2 separate regions of the Homo sapiens genome follow, and region 2 is linked to region 1. A link is a loop called in an ENCODE intact Hi-C map of the cell type or tissue named here. Cell type or tissue: heart right ventricle. All regions are shown on one strand. Links, peaks and the distances in the headings refer to the core of each region. The heading gives the core; the rest is flanking DNA. Region 1 has its middle 130 kb from the start of ALX4. Region 2 has its middle 81 kb from the start of CD82.

Region 1 (8,332 bases), core at 323-8,322:
TCTATTGTAGTAGGAATTCACCCTTATGGCCTCATTTAATCCTAATGACCTCTCTGAAGACACTATTTCCAAATGCAGTCACATTGGAGATGAAGGTTTCAACATAAGAATTTTGGGAGAACATAATTCAGTCCACAACACCTGGGTATGGGAAGAAATCAGGAGAACTAAGGAGTGACTTAGAGGTGTGTAAGTTCTTGTCTAGCATCCTTCTGCCCCATGCACTCAGTGGGACTGTTTATACCCATCACACCAGGAACGACTTTCTCATCCATTCTCCAAATGGTGTGTTCAGCCCACTAGCAACCCCAAAGTTGTACAAACCCCTCCTGTCTCCTAATGAAGATTCTTCCATATTATTCTAGATTCAGAAATAGAACAATGAAACTCTCGGTTATTCCCGAAGTGTCTCCTGAAGAAGTGATACATTAATGTAGGATCTGTGCCATATATCACCCCCAAGCCAACTTGCACAGATGTGTCTAGTAAAGGCAAGTTATAACTATAGCAGTACTGAAGCTATAGGGATCAATATCTTCAAATGGTTATTTGAACACTCTGTTCACACCTTCTTGGCAACAATGGGTCCACCTCCACAGAGAAAAACTCCTCAGATCCATATACAAAGTCTTTTTTTCCCCTATGTTTTCCAAGAATATTCCTCTTTTCCAAGCTCCATTCTCAGAGAGCTCATCAATGAAGCATATTGGGGGTGGTCTTCCCCCTATTCTTAGCTCCTTGAGCCTGAAGACTCCTTTGCACCTCAATTCTGTCATCTTGGGGTTTTGCTTTCTCCCCATGACATCAGCTGTGGCTACCTCTGGCCATTTTCCCTGCTTTCAAATTCTGTTGATCCTCCCTCTAGTCTTTACTGAGTTTGATACATGAAGCCCAAAACTCACTTGGGAGCCTTCCCAAGAGTTTTCTCTCCTTCCAGACCCTTCAGGGTGGTGCCAAGTGGGAGAAGATGGGATGCAATTCTCTGCCTTCCTGCAACTCAGCAAATTGCAATTTATGAGTTTCAATCCACATGAAAGGGCCCTCAATTAAATCTCCCCGGATTTATTTGGAATGTTGAATTAATTTGGAAAACAAGGGGAAAAATTCAACTTGGTTTCAGCCCAGCAAAGGGATCATAACATTCTACCAAATCCTGTCACCTCTTTGCATTTTCTCCATCTCCTGCTTGAGTACCTTCTTGGCCACAGAGTGTGGGGATTAGCCACAGGTAAAGTGGGGCTAGTGACAAAATTCTGCTCTGTTGCGAGGGTCATTTTGAATGGATCGTTATTCACCCAGAAGAGAGGAGAAAGCCCTGGACTGGATACAGGAGACCTAGGTTCTAATCTTGCTCCCCACTGTCTACTTTCCCTGACTTCTCAGATGTTCTTGAGCTCTGAATGATGTCTGAAGCCCTATGGATGAGTTTGCTCAGGAAGGCAGCAGTTACTGACAATTCCCTTTCTCCAAGGGCCTCCCTTTATGTAGTCTTGTATCCTAGATTCATTCACTGCCTGGATGCCAGAAGGTTATTCTGGAAACACAAATTGGATCATACCACCCACTGTGTTTAAACCCCTCAGCGACTCCTTGTTGTCCTAATGATAAGACCTGCAATTGTTGTATGGCTTGGGAATCCCTGCATGGCCTGGCCTCTCCCAGCTCTCCAGCTGCTTCCTGAACACACTCACCTCCCTCTACCCATCCAGGTCTCTCCATTCTGGTATACCTTCCACTACTCCCCAACCCAGTCTCACTGTTTGTGCATATGCCGAGCTGTTGGGCTCCATCACTCCTTCTTTTTAGAGACTAATTGACACCCATCCTTTCTTCAGTTCTCAGCTAGGTCTTTGCTTCCCCAGGAAAGACTTCTGGGACTAAGCCAAATGTTTCCTTTATTCTCCCCTCGACATTAAATTTCTGTTTTTTGAAGCAGTTATCACAAGAGTCTTTCTACATTTGTGTGTGTGCTTACTTCATTAACTTCTGTCTCTTCCATTAGACTGTGAGTTTCAGAAGGCAAGGACCACATCTGTTTGCTGTCACCATTAAATTCTCAATGCCTTATACAGTAGTGGAAATAAAGTATGCACTTGGGAATAATTGGCGAATGAATCAATGAGTCAATAAGCACGGAGGTTGGTTTCTCTTGTTCAAGTCATTGGTTGTGAACGACCCTACAGAGTTCTTTATGAAAGAGCAGATGGATCCTGCCTAAGTAAACAGGTGTTCCAAAGGCAGGTGGCTATTTGTACTGCTGGCCAGCAGCCAGATCCACGACATCTCCTGGGGATAAGGGGTGAAGCCAAGTTGAGGACCAGCTCCTGGTCATCTGTCAGGTGGGATAATCATGGTGCCCATTCATGGGGCTGCTGAGATTAAATGGGAAGCGATGTGTATGATGTTTTGTGCAGTGCCCAGCACAGAACAAGCGCTCAATGTGTATGTATATCTGTTCTTTCAGGGTCTTCTTTTTTTCATTTTTATTTTTTTGAGATGGAGTCTTGCTCTGTCTCCAGGCTGGAGTGCAGTGGCGCGATCTCAGCTCACTGCAATCTCCGCCTCCTGGGTTCAACTGATTCCCCTGCCTCAGCCTCCGGAGTAGCTGGGACTACAGGCATGCACCACCATGCCCAGCTAATTTTTTGTATTTTTAGTAGAGACAGGGTTTCACCATGTTGGCCAGGATGCTCTCGATCTCCTGACCTCATGATCCACCCACCTCAGCCTCCCAAAGTGCTGGGATTACAGGTGTGAGCCACCGTGCCCAGCCAGTATCTTCTTCTTTGTGTTGACTGCCAATGTACTCCCCTTCCCACTTCTGCTGGGGAAATCTGGAGGTCAAGACTGTAAACCTGAATTTGTATACACCTGTCTTCTTTTTGATTTTGAGATGGTCTCACTCTGTTACCCCGGCTGGAGTGCAGTGGCGTGATCTCAGCTCATTGCAACCTCCTCCTCCTGGGTTTAACCAATTCTCCAGCCTCAGCCTCTACACTAGCTGGGACTACAAGTGTGCACCACCATGCCTGGCTAATTTTTGTATTTTTTGGTAGAGATGGGGTTTTATCATGTTGGCCAGGCTGGTCTCAAATTCCTGACCTCAAGCTATCAACCTGCCTCGGCCTCTGAAAGTGCTGGGATTACAGGTGTAAGCCAAAGCACCCGGCCTCTTCTTTCTTACATATTTTGTGAGCCAGGGTTCTTGTTGGCTCCTTTCAGTGGTGGCATACTGAGAGTACAGTCTAGTTGCTGTAATAAAGAGAACCCTAGATACAGTGGCTTAAACAACCTGGAACTTCATTACTCTCTCATGTTAACAGTCCAGGGCTGGTGAGACAGCTTTGCCATCCTCAACACGTGACTCCCAGTAGTGGCCCCATGGTGGCTCTTCTGATTCTAGTCACCTCCCAGACACAGTGGTGGAAGGAGGGCAGACAGTGAGGACACACAGGCCCAGCCCTTTGAAAGGGAAGACTCAGAAGGGAACTTTTCACCTTTGCTTGTGTCCTGTTGGCCAGAACTTTGTCATGTGGTCAGGTTTAGTTGAAAGGAGGCTGGGAACAATGTAGTCTTGTTTCTGGTTACAACAATATCCCTACAGGAAAAGGGAGGAATGGAGAAGAGGGGACAACTCAGAGTCTGCCACCAGCACCAGAACTGCCCTCAAGGGCTGGGTTACCTCTTGGTCCCTTGTTGAGCCCTGGTGTTACACACAGGGCATGGCACATAGTAACCTCCTATGAATGTTGGGGAAATGAATGCATGAGTGAATAAACGGCTGAGGGAACAGAATCCAGAGAAAGCCCTCATCAAAGTGCTTGAGAAAATAAATACACAGATTGCCTACTTCTTCCCTAAATTCCACCTGTGTGACCTTGGGCAAGTTGCTTAAACTCTCCAAACCTCCATTGCTTCATCTCTAACATGGGGATAATAATAGCACCTTGCTCATAAGGCTGTTTGAGGAGTACGTTAGTTCATAAGTGTAAAGTGCTTAGAATAGTGCCTAGTACATGGTGTGCACTCAATAAATGATGGGTACAAATACTGTTATTTTAATATTATTACAAATAGTGCTATTGATGTACCAGCTCTCTCTTGGAAGATTCCACATCTCACGGGGTGCCGCATTATCCAGGGGTGTTTTCCTGTACAAGGGATGACCTTGAGAACTGCCATGGTAGCAGGAGGCCCCAGTTTCATCACCTGCCCCTTGAAAGGTCCTGTGCATACTTGGAAAGACCATCAGATTTAGTCGAATGAACTCTAGCACAAGTCCCAACTCTCCCATTTAATTATTGTGATTTTTAAGCAACAAACAAGACCTCTCTGAGCACAGCTCTCTTCAAAAGGAAGATGCTAATCACTCCCCATTGCTAGAAGGTTTCATGACACACTGCAGCTCCTTAGCTAAGGGCTTCTCCCCAGACAGTCCACCTCTGCCCCTACTGGAGAAGGAGTCTGTGAGGGGATTCTGGCCCTGGAATTGCAAGACACCTGACCCCACCTCCTCTGTGTGCTCAGCTGCCAAGACCTTGCCATTTCTGAAAACAATCGAACATTTCAGGAAAAGTGACTGTGGCCAAGTTGCTAATGTCCAGCAGCCATCAGAATCTGGCAGGCTCTCCCCACCTCCTGAATGGAGATGGTTTCCTTCCTGCCATTGCTAATGTTCCCTGCTCTGGGTGTGGGTAGGAGAAGTGGGAACCACATAATAAGGATTTGAAAATAGCTACTAGCCCACAGCAAGAAGTGGTTTCCACTTCACAGTGGACCAATTGCCTGATAGCAGGGAAGGGTGGTTGGTAGTTTCTGGGTCTGAGCTGGGCATCTGGGTTTAAATCCTAACACTATGGCCTGGTGCAGTGGCTCACACCTGTAATCCTAGCACTTTGGGAGGCCGAGGCAAGCAGATCACTTGAGGCCAGGAGTTCGAGACCTGCCTGACGAGTGTGGTGAAACCCCATTTCTACTAAAAATACAAAAATTGGCTGGGCATGGTGGTGTGCACCTGTAATCCCAGCTACCTGGGAGGCTGAGGCATGAGAATCGCTTGAATCTGGGCAGCAGAGGCTGCAGTAAGCTGAGATTGCAACACTGCACTCCAGCCTGGGTGACAGAGTGAGACTCTGTCTCAAAAATAAAATAAGACAGAGATTCAACAGACTTAAACATTCCTGCCTGCTGACTCTGAAGAGAGCAGCAGATCTCCTAGCACAGTGCTCAAGCTCTGCTAAGGGACAGACTGCCTCCTAAGTGGGTCACTGACCCCCATACCTCCTGACTGGGAGACATCTCCCAGCAGAGGTCAACAGGCACCTCATACAGGAGAGCTCCAGCTGGCATCTGGTGGGTGCCCCTCTGGGACGAAGCTTCCAGAGGAAGGAACAGGCAGCAATCTCTGCTGTTTTGCAGCCTCCACTAGTGATAATCAGGCAAACAGGGTATGGAGTGGACCTCCAGCAAATTCCAGCAGACCTGCAGCAGAGGGGCCTGACTGTTAGAAGGAAAACTAACAAACAGAAAGGAATAGCATCAATATCAACAAAAAGGACATCCACTCAGAAACTCCATCCAAAGGTCACCAGCATCAAAGACCAAAGGTAGATAAATCCATGAAGATGAGGAAAAACCAGCACAAAAAGGCTGAAAACTCCAAAAACCAGAATGCCTCTTCTCCAAAGATCACGACTCCTCGACAGCAAGGGAACAAAACTGGACAGAGAATGAGTTTGACAAATTGACAGAAGTAGGCTTCAGAAGGTGGGTAATAACAAACTAATCGGAGCTAAAGGAGCATGTTCTAACCCAATGCAAGGAAGCTAAGAACCTTGAAAAAAGGTTAGATGAATTGCTAACTAGAATAACCAGTTTAGAGAACAACATAAATGACGCGATGGAGCTGAAAAACACAGCACGAGAACTTTGTGAAGCATACACAAGTATCAATAGCTGAATCGATCAAGTGGAACAAAGGATATCAGAGACTGAAGATCAACTTAATGAAATAAAGCATGCAGACAAGATTAGAGAAAAAAGAGTGAAAAGGAATAAACAAAGCCTCCAAGAAATTGGGACTATGTGAAAAGACCAAACCTATGTTTGACTGGTGTACCTGAAAGTGACGGGGAGAATGGAACCAAATTGGAAAACACTCTTCAGAATATTATCCAGGAGAACTTCCCCACCTAGCAAGACAGGACAATATTCAAATTCAGGAAATACAGAGAATGCCACAAAGATACTCCTTGAGAAGAGCAACCCCAAGACACATAATCATCAGATTCACTGAGGTTGAAATGAAGGAAAAAATGTTAAGGGCAGCCAGAGAGAAAGGTCGGGTTACCCACAAAGGGAAGCCCATCAGACTAAGAGCGGATCTCTCTGCAGAAACCCTACAAGCCAGAGGAGAGTGGGGGCCAATATTCAATATTCTTAAAGATTTTTCAACCCAGAATTTCATATCCTGCCAAACTAAGCTTCATAAGTGAAGAAGAAATAAAATCGTTTACAGACAAGCAAATACTGAGAGATTTTGTCACCACCAGGCCTGCCTTACTAGAGCTCCTGTAGGAAGCACTATACATGGAAAGGAACAACCGGTACCAACCACTGCAAAAACATACCAAATTGTAAAGACCATTGACACTATAAAGAAACTGTATCAACTAATGAGCAAAATAACCAGCTAGCATCATAATGGCAGGATCAAATTCACACATAACAATATTCACCTTAAATGTAAACAGGATAAATGCCCCAATTAAAAGACAGACTGGCAAATTGGATAAAGAGTCAAGACCAATCAGTGTGCTGTATTCAGGAGACCCATCTCATGTGCAAAGACACACATAGGCTCAAAATAAAAGGATGGAGGAATATTTACCAAGCAAATGGAAAGCAAAAAAAAAGCAGGGGTTGCAATCCTAGTCTCTCATAAAACAGACTTTAAACCAACAAAAATCAAAAAAGACAAAAAAGGGCATTACATAATGGTAAAGGGATCAATGCAACAAGAAGAGCTAACTACCCTAAATATATATGCACCCAATACAGGAGCACCCAGATTCATAAAGCAAGTTCTTAGAGACCTACAAAGAGAATTAAACCCCCACACAATAATAGTGAGAGACTTTAACACCCCACTGTCCATATTAGACAGATCAATGAGACAGAAAATTAAAAAGGATATTCAGGACGTGAACTCAGCTCTGGACCAAGTGGACCTATTAGACATCTACAGAACTCTTCACCCCAAATCAACAGAATATACATTCTTCTCATCACACTTATTCCAAAATTGACCACATAATTGGAAGTAAAACACTCCTCAGCTAATGGAAAAGAATGGAAATAATAGTCTATCAGACCCCGTGCAATCAAATTAGAACTCAGGATTAAGAAACTCACTCAAAACCACACAACTACATGGAAACTGAACAACCTGCTTCTGAATGACTACTGGGTACATAACGAAATTAAGGCAGAAATAAAAATGTTCTTTGAATCCAATGAGAACAAAGACACAACATACCAGAATCCCTGGGACACAGCTAAAGCAGTGCTTAGAGGGAAATTTATAGTACTAAATGCCCACAGGAGAAAGCAGGAAAGATCTAAAATTGACACCCTAACATCTCAATTAAAAGAACTAGAGAAGCAAGAACAAACAAATTCAAAAGCTAGCAGAAGACTAGAAATAACTCAGATCAGAGCAGAACTGAAGGAGATAGAGACACAAAAAACCCTTCAAAAAATCGATGAATCCAGTAGCTGGTTTTTTGAAAAGATCAACAGAATAGATAGACCACTAGCCAGACTAATAAAGAAGAAAAGAGAGAAGAATCGAATAGATGCAATAAAAAATGATAAAGGGGATATCACCATTGATCCCATAGAAATACAAACTACCACCATCAGAGAATACTATAAACACCTCTACACAAATAAACTAGAAAATCTAGAAGAAATGGATAAATTCCTGGACACATACACCCTCCCAAGACTAAACCATAAAGAAGTAGAATCCCTGAATAGACCAATAACAAGTTCTGAAATGGAGGCAGTAATTAATAGCCTACCAACCAAAAAAAGCTCATAACCAGATGGATTCACAGCCAAATTCTACCAGAGGTACAAAGAGGAGCTGGTACCATTCCTTCTGAATTTATTCCAAACAATAGAAAATGAGGGACTCCTCCCTAACTCATTTTATGAGGCCAGGATCATCCTGATACCAAAACCTGGCAGAGGCACAACAAAAAAAGAATATTTCAGCCAATATCCCTGATGAACATCGATGCAAAAATTCCTCAATAAAATACTGGTA
Region 2 (8,332 bases), core at 31-8,030, 48 kb after region 1:
CAGATTTACTCAGTGTGTTGGTGGTAGAGCTTGGACTTAACCCAATTTCAAACCCCATGTGCTCATGATGATGACCACACCCTTTCTGTTGGTGATCATGGGCTATAGGTGGCTGCCCAAGTTAAGACTGTTTACCCGTATAATTCTGGGAAACACTTCCTCACCCCTTGTTTATTGTACAGTAGCAAATTTTGCAACAGGAGAGAGGTCCCTTCCAGCTGTGAGGCTCCAGGGAATCCTGGGAGTGCCTGGGACTCATCTGCATCCTGTTCTTGCAGGGGGGAAAAAAGATAAGGCAGAGGAAACTGTGTTCTTCAAATGGTGCCACATAGGCCCCTAGGAGTTCTGAGATACCTTCTTAGGGGGCACACTGGGAAGGCCAGAGAATTATCACTGTCATTATCTGTGTTGTCCCATCCGTGCTTTGGTCTGTTTCATCCCTGTTTTGTGTCCGCTTCACATAAATTGAGATTTCTTGCAGAAAATAATCTGAAGAACGAGTTCTATGGCTTTTTAAAAGTTTAAAAACCACTCTGCTAGGGAAGGGTGTTTCACAGACCATTGGTTCTTTGAGCTGCACTTCACTGAAAGATTCCATGCTCAGATGTGTTTGGGAAACTTTGCTCACTCCAGCCCCTTCTTGGAGATAAATAAGGATCCTTAGCATATAAATGCTCTGAGAAGCCCTGTAGCAGAGAACATCTCCTTGGATTTGTTTAAGTCACTGATCCCCAAGATTATTTCATCATAAATTCTTTTGTCTAGTAAGTACCAATTAACGTCCTGCAGAACAGCGTTTTATGGAGCCCACATAGGGAACTCTTGGTTAAGGGAAACTCTAAGCCCCTTCTGGCCCTGCTATTGTTGAGGGGTGGCTGAAGAACCTGGCAGTGAGGATCTTGGTAAAGGGTACCCATGACCATGGTCTCCAAATCTCTGAAAGTCTCTCATTGGAAGAGGTGTTTTATACAATGGACCTTTAAATGAAACCCGCCTCAAACACCTGAGCTCTCATAACTTACTGGTGAAGGTATGAACTGGGTCCACTTTTCTTTACACAATTTTGACAATAGGTGTCTAAAATCTGAAGATGTGTGGCCAGGCATGATTACAGCCTCATACCTGTAATCCCAGTAGTTTGGGAGGCCAAGACAGGAGCCTCACTTGAGGCCAAGAGTTCAAGATCACCCTGGGGAACACTATGAGGCCCTGTCACTATTTAAAATAATAATAAAGTAAAATAAAATGGTGTGCATCCTTTGCCCCCAGCAATTCCATTTCTAAAACTTTATCTGAAGGAATTAATGACACCAGTGCACACAAAGAATGAACAAGGATGTTCATCCGGTATATTATCCTGCAAGTTGAGAACCATGTTCATTCCAACCTTAAGGACTGGAAACCAAAACTGTGGAACAATCATGCCATGGAAGTGAGTGGCCATTAAACACAATGTGTCAGCCTGGCTACAGTGGCTGACGCCTGTAATCCCAGAACTTTAGGAGGCTGAGGTGGGCAGATCACTTGAGGTCAGGAGTTTGAGACCAGACTGGCCAACACAGTGAAACCCCATCTCTACTAAACATACAAAAATTAGCCAGGTGAAGTTCTGTCCATTCCAGGATGTGGTGTCACATGCCTGTAATCCCAGCTACTCAGGAGGCTCAGGCAGGAGAATCCCTTGAACCCAGGAGGCAGAGGTTGCAGTGAGCTGAGATTGTGCCACTGCATTCCTTCCGGGGTGAGAGGGCAGGACTCTGTCTCAAAAAATAAAATAAAATAAAATAAAATAAAATAAAATAAAATAAAAGATAAAATAAAATAAAATAAAATAACACAGCGTGTCATAGCAAGAGAGGTCCACCATGCAGATGGAGCAGGAAGCAGTCCCAAAACAGGATGTAGGGTTTTGTGAGTGGAGTACAATTCTATTTTTATTAAAATAATATCTATATTAGTGCTCCTCAAACTAGCGAGGCGGAGGGATGACTTTACAACCTTCAATCTATTGCAAGTTGATAGTTTGGTACAGTTTGCAGACCACAGTTTGAATTGCCCTGTTTTATGCCATATAAAAGTTTGAGAGAAAATGCAATACAATGTCAAGAGTGATTTTCTGTAAATGGTAAGTTAGGGATAATTCTTTTTATTTTTTCTTATCTATATTTCAACTTTTGTACAATGAAGACTCATATCTTTTTAATTTTTGATTACTTTTGTTGGTACATAGTAGGTGTATATATTTATGGGATACATGAGATGTTTTGATACAGGGATGCAATGTGAAATAAGTACATCATGGAGAATGGGGTATCCATTCCCTCAAGCATTTATCCTTTGTGTTACAAACAATCCAATTACACTCTTTTATAAGTTACTTTTTCTTTCCTATTTCTTTTTTTTTTTTTTTTTTTGAGATGGAGTCCTGCTCTGTCACCCAGGTTGGAGTGCAGTAGCATGATCTCGGCTCACTGCAACCTCCACCTCCCAGGTTCAAGCCATTCTCCTGCCTCAGCCTCCCGAATAGCTGGGATTACAGACACACACCACCATGCCTGGCTAATTTTTTTTTTTTTTTGGTATTTTTAGTAAAGACAGAGTTTCACTATGTTGGCTAAGCTGGTCTTGAACTGACCTCAAGTGATCTGCCCGCCTTGGCCTCCCAAAATGCTTGGATTACAGGCATGAGCCACTGCGTCCGGCGTTTTTAGTTACTTTAGATGTACAATTAAATTATTATTATCTATAGTCACCCTGTTGTGCTATCAAATACTAGGTCTTATTCATTCTTTTTAACTATTTTTTAACTTATTAACCACCCCCACCTCCCACTACAACCTCACTACCCTTCCCCGCACCTAGTAACCATTTGGAGACACATTTTTTTAAAGTAAGAAATGTGAGCAAGAGTACCCTCCCTTGGGAAAGAGAGCTGCACATGTCCGAGGTACGGTTGTGAGCATTTATTTGAGGTTGTACAGGCTGCTCTGTTGTAGGGTGAGAAGCCAGGAGCAGGTGGCCAAGGTGCCTTCCAATTCCCAGATGAGACCCTTGTAGGACTAGACATTCATCAGTGGCTTTCTGCAGGCAGAGGCAGGCCTAGAGGCTTTGGTGCTCCTCTACTTCTGGAGCACCATCCCTCAGCCCCATCTCTGCCATCCCCACCCCTTCATCCTCATCCCTGGGTGCTGAACTGTCTGGCCATCCTTCCCTTGGCGGAGCAGGCCTCGCCTCTGGAAACCCAGGGCCACAAAGTGGTATGTCACCTGCAAAGTGCACCCCCACCAAGCCAGTGTCAAACCGCCAGACATCACGTCAGCACATCCTAACCAGAGTCTGAGCCCAGGAGGAGGTGTCCTGAGCCCAGCCCTCTGCCAAGGCCCCAGGGCAATGTCTGCCGGCTTTTCAGCTCAGTCTGGGGAGTTTTCCCAGGGACCTCCACCCTGCCAGGCTCCGCCAGCCTGAGGAGGAGGGAGGGAATGGAGGAGCAGCCCAGTTGTGGTTAGTATGTGGGGAGGGGAGGGAAAAATTCTCCCCACTGCCATTCCTGTGGGGAGGAAGCAGCACTGTCCCCCAGGAAGGGAGTCTGGCTTTGTCGTTGTTTCCTGAGGGGAAGAAAGAGCAGGGATGAGTTTCCAGATGCCAGCCATGGGGAAGAATGTGCACCCCCTGCTGGATGACAAGGTCTCGGTGTCTTCTGGTACCCAAGCCTGAGAGAAACCTGGTGGCCAGGGGACCTTGGCAGACAAAGCTGTCTGCTCAGAGCCACCACTCATTGCAGCCCCAAGAGGGAGGGCAGGGTGACTTTACGTAACTGTGGGTCTCTTCATTGCCTCCCCAAGTTCAGGCAGATCATGGCGGTCAGGGCACAGATCTGAGGATTTAGCTTGTTCTAGAGTTTTGCACCAGCCCAATGAGACAGTGTTAGTTTATATCTATTTTGCCAGGATATAAGTGAGGACACAGAGCAATGGAGTGACTAGATTGCTGAAGGCCACAGGACTGGGAGTGGCAGATCCTGGACTCAAACCCAGGCTAGGCTGACTCTAAAACACCATGCTTCTCTGCCAGGACGTTTTCTTCTAAGATGGTTAAGCAGGTAAGGACTGCTTCTAGGGTGCACCTGCAGCCCTTTCCAGAGAGCCTGGCCCCATCCAGAGCCCCTAATGCCTGGCATGTGAACAGTGCCCCATCCCTGCAGGAAGGCACATGAAGCCAGTTGTTGTAATGTGCCCACTGCAATAACATAGGACGCTTCCACCCCAGAAAAATTAACATATTAAGAGGGGACTCTGGGAAATCAAAAGTTTTCAAGGCCCAGAGGAGTGTGCATCTAATGGGATTTCAAACATGGTGGCATCTTTCTCCGTGAGGTTCTTCTTGGGCCTCTTCAAATTGTCCTCTGCCCTGCATCTAGCCAGCCCTAACATCGCCAGCCTACCTTGGGTTAGGTTTTCACCTGAATTCTGATGTCCATTAGCTCTGTGAAATTGGAAAGTCACCTACCCACTCTGAGCCTCAAGAATCAAAGGGGGTAGACTAGAAAGTAACTTGGGCCCAACTCTATCAGATACACCTGCAAGCACATGTCACCATTGCAGGTTCCTGGGCCCCACTCCAGCCCTAATGGCTGAGCCTCTCTGGAGGCTGGTTGCCTGGAAATCTGCTTTATGAATAGATTCCCCAGGTGATTCTGACAGGCACTAGAGTTGGGGAATCACTGACATAGAGATGTCTAAGCTCAGTTTCAGGCTCTGCATATGATAGTAAGGTTGGTGGACATTGCCTGTCTCTCTGTCTGCCTTCCTTCCCGTCACTCCACTCAAGCTCCAAAGGCCAAAGAGAAGCAGTGAAGGAGGGCCTGGCATATGGGGAGCTAGGGCTGCCCCAGCAGCTGCAGTAGACCATCAGCTAGTGAAGGGCTGGAGCCTCAGTCGGCTGAACTCCATTCTGAGACCTCAGGCTGGATCTTTGACTCTAGGGCTGGTTGGGCCTGGCCCCAAATCCAGAAATCCATGTAGGCTAGAGCCTGTGTAGGGCTACTGCTTTGGCTCATATTGGTGTCCTGGTCTGTTCCAGATCCCTGCCCTGGGCCACACCTCGGACTCCAAAGGGCTTGCTGTAGGCCCGGGTCTCCCTCCCACCCCTGGCCTTCCTAAACCAACCAGGTCTTTCTTCAGAGGTGCTTCAAAGTGACCAGCAGAGACAAGGGCCAGCTATGGGACTGGGAACCAGGTAATGGTGAGAAGCTAATGGTGGGCTTGCCCACCTGTCCCAAATATGGGGAAAACAAGCCAAATCCTAGAACACTGGCTGGGTTTCTGGAGTCACCTGGAAATAGGCCAGATCCTAGGTAAGACACCAGCAACAAGAGTCAAGTGAAAAGAGCATCTTAGAAAACAGGATTTATAGTGAAATCCAATCTTTGCAAATGTGTGTATGTCAATGAGTATGTGTGTGTGGATCTACATCTATATCCATATGGACCCAGTTGGGCTAAACATTGCAAGTTATAGGGCACAGTCTGCCACAAAACTGCCCTCACTTCAGACAAGTTTGGGGTTCCCTAGGGCTACCTTTGCTCAGACCAATTAGCTACACCCTCAAGAGATTCCCATGGGCTCCCCCAGGTTTGATAATTTACTAGAAAGACTCACAGAACTCAGTAAAGTGCTATCATTACAATGATAGTTTTATTATAGCAAAAGGATACAGATGGGAAGAGATACTGATGATGAAGTCTGGGAAGGTTTCAAGTAAAAGCTTCCATTGTTCTCGGGGACACGTCGCCCTCCTGGCACACATGGATGGCAGTATTCAAAGAGTATTGCCAACCAGGGGACCTCAGCAGAGTTCGGTGTCCAGAGTTTTTATTGAAGTGTCATCCCAGAGGCATGCTGGGTTGAATCACTGGAGGTGCACTTGAACTCAATCCCCAGTCCCTCTCCCTTTCCCGTGGGGGGCCTGAAAGCTTAAGGAGATGAATAACTCCTCCCTTCTCAGGCCCAGTCCCAAGGTGCAAGGCTACTTGTGCCAGAAGCGTGCGCCAGCAAAATAGCAGAAGCAGGAAGAGAGCTGGCGGGAAGACACCTACCGTGGCCGGAAGACACGTACCCCTGAAGATCTAGAAAGAGGCCATCCGGGTACTACGTAGCAGTTACGTCAGACTAGGACACTTCCTGTTACAGGAGACTATAAAACCTTTGCCCCATCCTCGCTTGGGGCTGACACCATTTTAGACGCTCATTAAAACAGCATGTTGCTCCACACAGCCTCGTGTTGTCTGTTGGCCTGCTCTGGAGGTTTGAACTGATACAAGAACCTTGCACCCCAGAGGCTGGGGCTGATAACACGTGGGTCAAAGCCCCCCAACCCTCTCATTATGTGGTTGGTCTTTCCAGCGTGGCCAGCCCCTGTCCTGAACTATCCTTTTACCATAAACCCTGCAGGGGACCACCGTGAGTCACTTGTTAGCATAAACTATCAGATGTGGTCTGAGGGGCCCACCATGAAGAACAAAGACCCTCCTATCACTTGGGAAATTCCGAGGGTTTAGAAGTCACTTCCCAGGGGCTGGGGCAAAGGCCAGGCAGACCCTTTATTACACAATATGTATGTAACATAGAAAAATATTCCTCTGGAGATTTCCTGGAGAGAGATCGCATCCCTCCAAATTTTCACTAAGGAGTTTTTGGGCCAGGCACGGAAGCTCTCACCTATAATCCCAGCACTTTGAGAAGCCGAGACAAGAGGATCCCTTGAGCTCAGGGGTTTGAGACCAGTCTGGGCAACATAGGGAGACCCCTATCTCTACAAGAAAAAAATTTTTTAAGTTAGCCAGGTGTGGTGGCTCATGCCTGTAGCCCCAGCTGCTCAGGAGGCTGAGGTGGGAGGATCGTTTGAACCCAGGAGATTGAGGCTGCAGTGAACTGTGATTGTACCACTGGGTGACAAAGCAAGATGCTGTCTCATAAATAAATAAATAAAGGAATCTTCCTGCCTTCTGCTGGATCTACTGTGGTTTCACAGAGTAAGCAGATTCGGATCTGAGGCCAGTCCCCATCTCCATCCACACTCGGGGCTTCCCCAGGGTCTAAGACCCTAAAGATCTGCTTCCTGAGGATAGACTTCTAGTTCAAGCTCAAAAAAATACCCTCCTGAGGACTCCTGTTTTTCCATTTTTCATCCTTGATGAAGTGGTTGGTGCTGGGCACACTTTCTATTATCAATAAATATAGAATCCTTTGAGACCTAGGCCTTAGGTCAGTTTTTCCTACCAGGTAAAACCTTGAGCCTCAGGGTTTTGGCAGGTGATAACTGCCTGGAAAAGCGGCCCACTGGATGCTGTGACATTCTGATCACCACTGCGTAAGAACATCTTAAGAAGCAGCTGGCTCTGCGGGACCCCACATGGCAATCCTTGGCCAGCCTCCCCCTGACCACCCCCCAGACTGGCCTCCCAGTGCCAGGGCCCGGCCTCCACTGGAGGGCAGTGGCATCTGGTTCTGCTTTGCTTGGGAAAACAGCTCTGCTTACAAATATTTGGCCTGTGGAGCTTCTTTCCCCACTCGGCCTCAGCTTGTGCCTGAAAATGAAGTGTTTCTGTAAGGGACCCAGAGACAAGGCTGGAGGCCGGGCAAAGGGGAAGCCTCTGTCTAACTCAGCATTTTCCCTAATGGAGACTGCATCCCCAGCCCAGCGGGGTGGAGAGGGGTCTGGAGCCTGGAGGTGGGTGGTGTTTCTGGATAGGAGGGCTGAGCTGGCTGCGGCCCACTGACTGCCAGCCACACTGAGACCCAGCACCAGCCCCAGTGGCACCACACAAGAGGGCCTCCAACTCTCTTCTGCCAACACAGGTCCTCCCCGCTCCCTCCCTCCCTCCCTCCTGGCTCTGGCAGCCATCTTGGCCCTCGATGCAGCCTTTGGGCCTGGAAAGCAGACGACCTGGGAGGAAGGATCTGGCAGGATGAGGCCAGCAGAGCTCTCCCAGAGAGGAGAGCCAGGTGGAACTAGGCAGAGGGGCTCTAAGCCAGGCATCTCCCCCTGAGAGCTCACAGACAAGAGGCAAAGCCACTCAAAGTTGCCAAGAGCCATGATTCATTCACTTGTCAATTACTAAGTTCCTACTCAGTGCCAGCTCTGAGCTAAAACCTGGGATACCATGGTGAGCAAAAGGGAACACCCTTTGTCCAGAACACCCAGCCCTCAGCTCTTCCCAGCATGACTCCTTCCTAACATCTAGGTATAACTCTAATTTCCGCTCATTAGGGAGGATTCCCCTGACCACTTGTCTTAAGTCACACCTCCTTATCCCCCACTTTCTATCCGTTTA

Evidence for each region. Hi-C counts contacts between places; a loop is a spot of excess contacts. Peaks named below come from ENCODE experiments on the same cell type or tissue, not always from the same donor. Only the 100,000 strongest peaks of a DNase experiment are listed, where the experiment ranks them.
Region 2: it touches region 1 in a loop (6-fold over the local background); 2 of 110 quality-filtered maps call a loop at or near these places.

What each region holds. Positions count from the first base shown.
Region 1 is chr11:44,432,734-44,441,065 of GRCh38, forward strand. No RefSeq gene overlaps it. Among named protein-coding and RNA genes, the nearest start is that of ALX4, 130 kb to the left of the region's middle. In heart right ventricle, for the core only: a CTCF peak has its summit at 4,452; a DNase peak (open chromatin) is centred at 4,648; H3K27ac peaks cover 1,727 bases.
Region 2 is chr11:44,480,740-44,489,071 of GRCh38, forward strand. No RefSeq gene overlaps it. Among named protein-coding and RNA genes, the nearest start is that of CD82, 81 kb to the right of the region's middle. In heart right ventricle, for the core only: a CTCF peak has its summit at 3,660 (motif pointing left); a DNase peak (open chromatin) is centred at 3,673.